Regions from separate parts of the Mus musculus genome. Here region 2 is linked to region 1. A link is a contact called in ENCODE Hi-C data. All regions are on one chromosome and are shown on one strand. Each heading gives the region's core, a stretch centred on a gene start or an enhancer-like site at or near the end of the contact. The rest is flanking DNA. Distances are from core to core; before and after follow the strand shown.

Region 1 (3,423 bases), core at 866-3,365:
GGCCCACAACACTCAATTCAGTTTGACAAAACTGAATGAACAGAAGCCAGCATAGTGAGGAACGATGAGTCACAGGTCTCATCTACATAAGGCCAGCTAACTAAGGGCACCCATCCCTGTGAACGTTCTGCAAAGAACAATCAAAATGGTGAGCAATCGAGCCACAGAGACAGAGAGACAGAGAGAGAGAGAGAGAGAGAGAGAGAGAGAACCCAAATAAAATTAAATTTTCATAAATCAGAATTTCATCTCTTTAATATACATCAACAGCACAATAATAATATATGTATAAATTGAGCTTTAAACATATATAATTAGGGCCACACATTTGCATAAACCTGTTAACTTTACATTACTATTATTTATACAGTAGTTTCTTGTATACGTTCTAAAGATTTTTTTTCTCCAACTAACTACAGATATAACCTACTATAATTCAGTAAACTGTGTGAGGCTTAAGAATTCACACTTTCTGCAGAGTCAGCATTACATTTACAAACATTATGGATATATTATCACCAGTTCTCTGGAATTCTTTGGAATTTAAGGAGAGCACCAACCTTAGGAAGAAAAAACCCAAATGCAGCAGCCCAAGGTATTTATAAGCTGTATGGCAGACAATGGACTATGCTGCTTAACAGGCAAGACCAAGGAGACAGAACGCAAAACCAGAATGTAGTCATCCAAATCTGAGGGGCTCCTGAGTGTCTGCTCCCTCTCCTCTCACCTCAGGATGGAGCAGCCTCCAAACCTATTCTCAAGTAAGAAGCAGCAAGACGCACAGCGCCAGTGTCCAACAACGTGAAAGGCTGCTAAGTGCCTCTGCCCCCTGCTTGTTTGTTTTATTATTCATAGAAAATTTTTTCCTAGTTTCTCGACTCAAATCAAGAAAAAGAAAAGCATTATGCAAGGATCACGTACGTACTGTCTATAAGAAATTACAAGTGTCTGTCCCACTACTGCTGACACTTTGAATCCTCAAGCAGGACAAGAAGTCTTCTGTTCTCTTGTTAAGAAAAAGAAATTATAAGTGAAGCTTTAAAGAAAGGACTCTACCAACATTTCTAAGCCACAATGATTTTAAAACTCATCTAAATTGCACTTCTTTCTTATTAAAACAAAGAAAAATTCTAATTATGTTTCAGTAGCTAAAAATGCTACAGTCAAAACAAAGGTTTCTGAAATAAAATGATCAATAAATACCTAAAAAAAACATACATTTCTTCAACTCCTCGAAGGAAGTTGAGACACAGTATTAGGAAGCTCTAACATATGTGAGACAAGATATAGTACCAGTCTTATTCCTGAATTATCATTCTGAAAAAAAAAATTCTTTGTCAGAATTTTATTTTTTAAGTAGCAATACACAAAGAATGCTGACATATACTAGCTTACTGGTGACTTACAATGCGATACTTTGAGATGGGAGGGGGATAGAAAAGGAATTGTCATTCCCATGTTTAAATCCAAAAACACAGCTACAAGTTTGGAGAGTTACTGCCAATCCACAACACTACCAATGTTGGCTACAAACAGCCCTTTGCCTTCACCCTTGCTCTTTCGAGTTTTCTCTACTGCACAGACCCCACCTCACTTTCCAGGGCACCTACTGGCAAACGACCACCAGTGAGGACGAGGGGGACGCTGCAAAGCAGCTAAGGCTGTCCTGGAAAGGAAACTAAAGCAAAGGAGAAGGTACAAAGACAGCCCAGCTCCCTGATTGGCTTTGTCTAAACGAAATGTTTGTAGGAAGACACTTCTTTCAAGGAGTCGAGGTCGGATCTAGGAGGCTCAGTTGAGATTTCCAGTGTACTACTTAGCTGCCCAACACCCCTGAGCCCCGCCACCCACTATAACTTAAGCCTACGCCCGCCGCCACCAAGGAACTGGGCGTCTCGGCGCCTCTCACAGCCGGGAGCGGGAAGCTCTTTAGTTCAGAAAACAGAACTCACCTGCCGGGTCATGAGAGATTTGATTTTTTGCATGTCGAAGTCGAGAGACAATTACCCTGCCTCGGAGAAGTAACAAATCACATAATCCCACCAGACAGCCGGCTACAACACAGGGAAGCCATAGTGAGTCGTCACGTGGAGCTGCCCGCCTGGGTCAGCCTTCCTTTCCCCGAGCATGACGGGAAATGTAGTTTTCCGGCTGCAATCAAAGGAGGAGGCCAACTTCAGTACTACATTTCCCAAGAAGCAGTCGCTTCAATGAACTGGGACTCCTTCTGTTCCAGAGCCACTACCTGGACTTGGAAGAGCGTTGGGCGAGGCGAATACCTATGACTTAGGTAGTCTGGCCACTGAACTAAACAACTCTGAAGCGTCTGTAGATAGTCCACTTTGACAAGATGCCCTCTAGGAGTGCAAGAGAAAGCACACCTGGGCTAGAGAGGCGAGGAAAGAGACTGATTGACCTCCATAAAGAGCACTTGGAAAGGTGACTTAAGACAAGGAATTTCCCAGTGGCTCTGGGTGTGCCCTGAGGAAAGTGGGAGGCAGGACCCCTAAGATACTGATGGCCAGCCGTAGGTTCTTCTTCATTCTTGGCATTTCCTGAAAACGCTCTAGAAAAATCAAAGGATTTCGTCTACCCCACCTATCATTTTTCTACCTGCTTTAGCAAAGGCAAGTCGAGGCAGATGTCAGTAAGTATGAGGGCACTTGTCACTTTAAAGCCCTGATCTTGTTATTAGTAGTATAAAGGAGAAAGTAACGGGGTAACTTTGCTGTGGGGGGCAGCAAACCCAGAGCTAATAACAATAGGTAACAATGAAAACTTACGAATTGGGAGAAATTTTGTTAATGGCTTCATGTGTATGACCTTATGCATTTATCTACATGAGCATCTTTTCCTTGTTTTGTTTTGTTTTTGTACTACAATTTTTCATACAATATGTTCTGATCAGGTCTCCCCTCCCCCAACTCATCCTAGATCTGCCCCTACCGCCACACTTGCTTCCACGCACCTTCTTTCTTTCTCCCTCTAGAAAACAAAACATGCAAACAAACAAACAAAAAGATTGAAAAGGAAAGAAAGAAAAACACAAGAAACACACCCGCAAGCTCGTATGCATGAACATCTTCTGGAGTTACCATCATCTTCATGTTAAAAAATGGTGAAACAGGCATGGAGAAGTTAAGATACTTACCTAAGATTGTTAGACGTATAAACTGATGACTTAAATGCTTAAAGGTTCCCGGTATTATGCTGAGGAGTGACTCCTAAATCAGGACACCAGTGCCTTTTAACTACATTAGTTTAACGTATTATAAAAACTAATAACTAATGTTTTTATTATAAAAGCAAAGCATAAACTTGACTGTATGGAGGGTTGGACACTAGCTCAGAAATCGCCTATGCAGTTGCCTCCTCTAGTGGCTGGCTTTTCCTGCAGATGCACTTCTCTTTGGGAGCAATGTA
Region 2 (3,505 bases), core at 504-3,003, 3.5 Mb before region 1:
TCTTCTCAGCACAGATAAAGTCTTCCTGTCTGGCTTCAAACTTACTTAATAGACATGACTTTACAAACACTTATTATAGCTTTGATATGATTAACAATATAAATAGTACTTTTTAAATATACTAGCATTATCCATTGCAGATCTCTGAGTTGCAGGCCAGCCTGGTCCACAGATTGAGTTCCAGGACAGCCAAGAACACAGGAAAACACTGACTCAAACAAACTGAATAAAATAAAGTAATAAATACACTAACATTGAGATGCCTGTTGTAAATACCGTTATTTTACAGACCGAAAGACTAGAAAAATTAACTGATGTAATGTTTAGTAAATGCTGAGGTCTGAATTTAAATCTAGTTTTCTGATTTCAATACCAACTACATATTTAAAGAAAGTGTTTTGCATTTAAAAATATTAAACCTCCCCAGCTCCTGGCAACCAAATTATATCTAATAAACCAAGACTTTTAAGAAAGTTATACATTTCATTATTATAAAGTTCTCTCTTCAATAATTCTACAATCAAGAATTATAGAATTCAATGAAAATGCTTTTCCCTAGCCTAATCTTTATGTTGTTTTAAAGGTAAATATCACTTCAGCCACTATCAGCATGAAAAATCTTTTTTACTTTACCAGAGCAGTTTCTTTAAAATACCTAGATGCACTCTAGAAATGCCCAACTCCTTTCACCTCCTGATATTTTCAAGATGGGAGGAGATCCTGCAAGACTCTTCAGCATCATGCAATACTCTTTCTCCCCCTTCATTCTTAAGAGAAAAAAAAAAAAAAAAAAGGTATTAGGGTCGTGGAGATGGCTCACTGAGAAAGGTGTCTGCTGCCAAGCTGTGCAGCCCGCGGTTTGATCCCCAGGAGCCATGTGGTGGAAGGAGAGACCATTCCCTTGGGTTAGCCTCTGACCTCCAGCACACACACACACACACACACACACCCGTATACACACAAATAAATAAATATGTACCTAAAATAAATAATAAGAAAGAAAAGAGAAAAGTCAAACACTGAATCCAAACGCGTGCCCCCGCCAGCATTACCCCTTTAACAAATTGCAATCCTTAGGTCTTTTCTAGGTTATATAATTTATCTGTCAAGTGGAAAGCTTACTAAGGCCCTACAATTACAAATTAACAAATGATCGAAATGATCTAATTCTGGCAGCTAAGTAATGACATCATGTTAATTACACGGCTGTCACCTAAACAGCCTAAAGGCAACGCAAAGGACAAACGCCGACGAACTTTTGGAGCACTAAACAGTCAGGAGTGCAGTAACGTCTGAGACACGCCACCCTTCTCTCTCCAGCACCTGGCACCCTCAGCACTCTCAGAAAGTTCTTCTGAATGCGGGGGAAACTGCTCAAGCACAGAGCCTGTGCGGGAAGCTGGGGGATTCGCGACGGAGCTTGAAAGAAGTGCTGTTTGACCACTTTAGTCTGTCTATTCCAGACGCCCTGTTTGGCCGTGCACGGACCCTGGGAAGCAGCTAGGAAGGTGGGGTCTGAACTGAAAACCCAAGGTCCGGGACGAGGGGGCGGGGAGGGGGCGTCACTTGCCTCCCATTCCTTCAAGAATCGCTGGGCCTCGCCAGGACCAACAGTCTTATGTCTCCTAAATTCGTCCTTCACGTACTGGTCACCCAGGGCTTTGAGGTCCGGGGGCAGAGCCCGATGTAGCAGCAAGATTCGCCTATATAAAGCCCGGACTCTCGAGACATGCTTCCCCGGCATCGCGCCGCGCCTGCGCAGAAGGTGGGCGTAGCTCCGCCCCCGCTAGGAAGTCGCCTATGGGTGAACCCCAAAGCGGGCGGAAGAGAGCGCGCGACCTTCATCCGGTTTGGTCCGTCATAGAATCTTGTCCTTCCGGAAACCCGGATTTGGGGCGGGCGGACAGAAACGCTCTGCCAAAGGCGCGGCTGTTGAGGAGTAGTTGTAATTTCTTGAGTTTCCTAGAGAGGTGCTGCTGTGTAAGACAAAAAGTCTTGTGTGAGCGACTTGTTACCTTCAGAGTTAACTCATCTTCTCCATTTGCTAGTTTCTTCTTATTAAATATTTGAGAAAGACTTCATCGAACTGAAGTCTTCTCCAGAAAGCCTTGCGTGGTTAATCCAAAGTGTTATGGCTTCTGAAATAGTGTGGCATTCGCCGGTCCCTCGCAACAGCCCTCGTCCTTTGCAGTGCTGTACTTGGAGTTTATGCAGTAGGCATAGCTTCTTCCAGGTAGTTATCACAAGTGAGCCCTGAAGGGCAGACTTTGTTGGTCTAGGTCAAGTGCACTATGAAAGAATCTTGGGAGTTATTTTATGTGTATTTTTTTTCCAAGACCAAGATTCTGAGAATTTTTATTAAACAATGTGAGATGAAAATGTGAGACCCTGACTTAGAGCGTTTCTCCCTGGAAGATAAAGCCCCTGGATGTTTCCCAAGCTTGTTTTCCCTGATCTTTAAAAAATACAGCTAGAAAGAAGCTCTTTGTTCTCTATAGCCAGCAAAAAGCCTTTTTGTTTCTATACTGTACAACCAGAGATGCCTGCCTTCCTGTGCCAAGGACACAGAGATAAAAATTCAGAAAGAACTCACTCCCCACTCCTGCCTTGTAAATTTCACCAAGGACACCCGGAAGAGAAGAACTCTTCCCAAGTCCTCCCAACTCTCCTCCCAACTCCTCCCAAGTCTCCTCCCAACTCCTCCTAACTCCTCAGCTAGCTGTTAAAAGCTCCCTACTGTCACCGGGTCGAACTCCCCTGCCCTGCACCAGCAAAGGGACTTCATCCTCAGCTAGCTGATAATAAAACCTCTTGCAGTTTGCATCAGGTATGGTTTTCTCTCAGGACGTTGGGGTGTTGGCCAGCTCACCTGGGGACTTGCAGAGGCCCAGCATCGGGGGTCTTACAAAAACAAGAAATCTAGATGTTCACAAGTCCAAACTTGTGTAGAGGTGGGGAAAAAAAAAGTAACTATTTCAAAAGCTGATAGCTTCTTGTCCTTATTCTTTCGTTCCAATTAAATTTTAATCCTTCAGCAAATCCTAATAGCTCCACCACCAAAATCATGCAGGAATCAAACATTATTTCCATCACACCCTGTACCATAATTATCTCTTTCTACTGGATAGCTACCGTATCTGTGTTCTTGCCTCTGGCCATGTTGAACTTCAGTTATGATCTACCCAGGCTGTAATTAGATAACATCGTTCCTCTGCTTAACAAATCCTCAGTAGCACTCTGTTATTGAACAACTCAAAGTCTCTCTACCTCTAGAATTTAAATGTTCTATTTATTCACTCCCTAGTAAGTCAGTTCCACTCACACTGGCCTCCATCTTTGAACTCCTTCACTTCCAACCGGAAACCTTGTTTGGAGCACTTCCGGGGGCTGGTAGGAGGCATCACTTGCCAGAACCAGTGTGTCGGCTCACTGTCGTGTGACCTTTCCCAACAGCCTTGTTTGAAACTAACATAACCAAGCCAAACCTCCCATGGTGCTCCTGCTT

The links. A loop is a pair of places that touch in the nucleus more often than their neighbours do.
Region 2: a map of heart shows a loop between it and region 1 (17-fold over the local background). The contact joins the promoter of Sdhaf3 here to the promoter of Vps50 in region 1. A Hi-C loop is called at or near these places in 2 of 37 maps with a recorded cell type or tissue (heart and left cerebral cortex).

What each region holds. Positions count from the first base shown.
Region 1 is chr6:3,497,085-3,500,507 of GRCm38, reverse strand. Vps50 (VPS50 EARP/GARPII complex subunit) reads right to left here and starts at 2,115. Exons shown (of 28, transcript NM_024260.5): 1 at 1,953-2,115. The coding sequence starts at 1,985. It also overlaps a transcript of Hepacam2 not described here.
Region 2 is chr6:6,954,266-6,957,770 of GRCm38, reverse strand. It overlaps Sdhaf3 (succinate dehydrogenase complex assembly factor 3), which reads right to left and starts at 1,753. Exons shown (of 2, transcript NM_001077713.1): 1 at 1,571-1,753. The coding sequence starts at 1,744.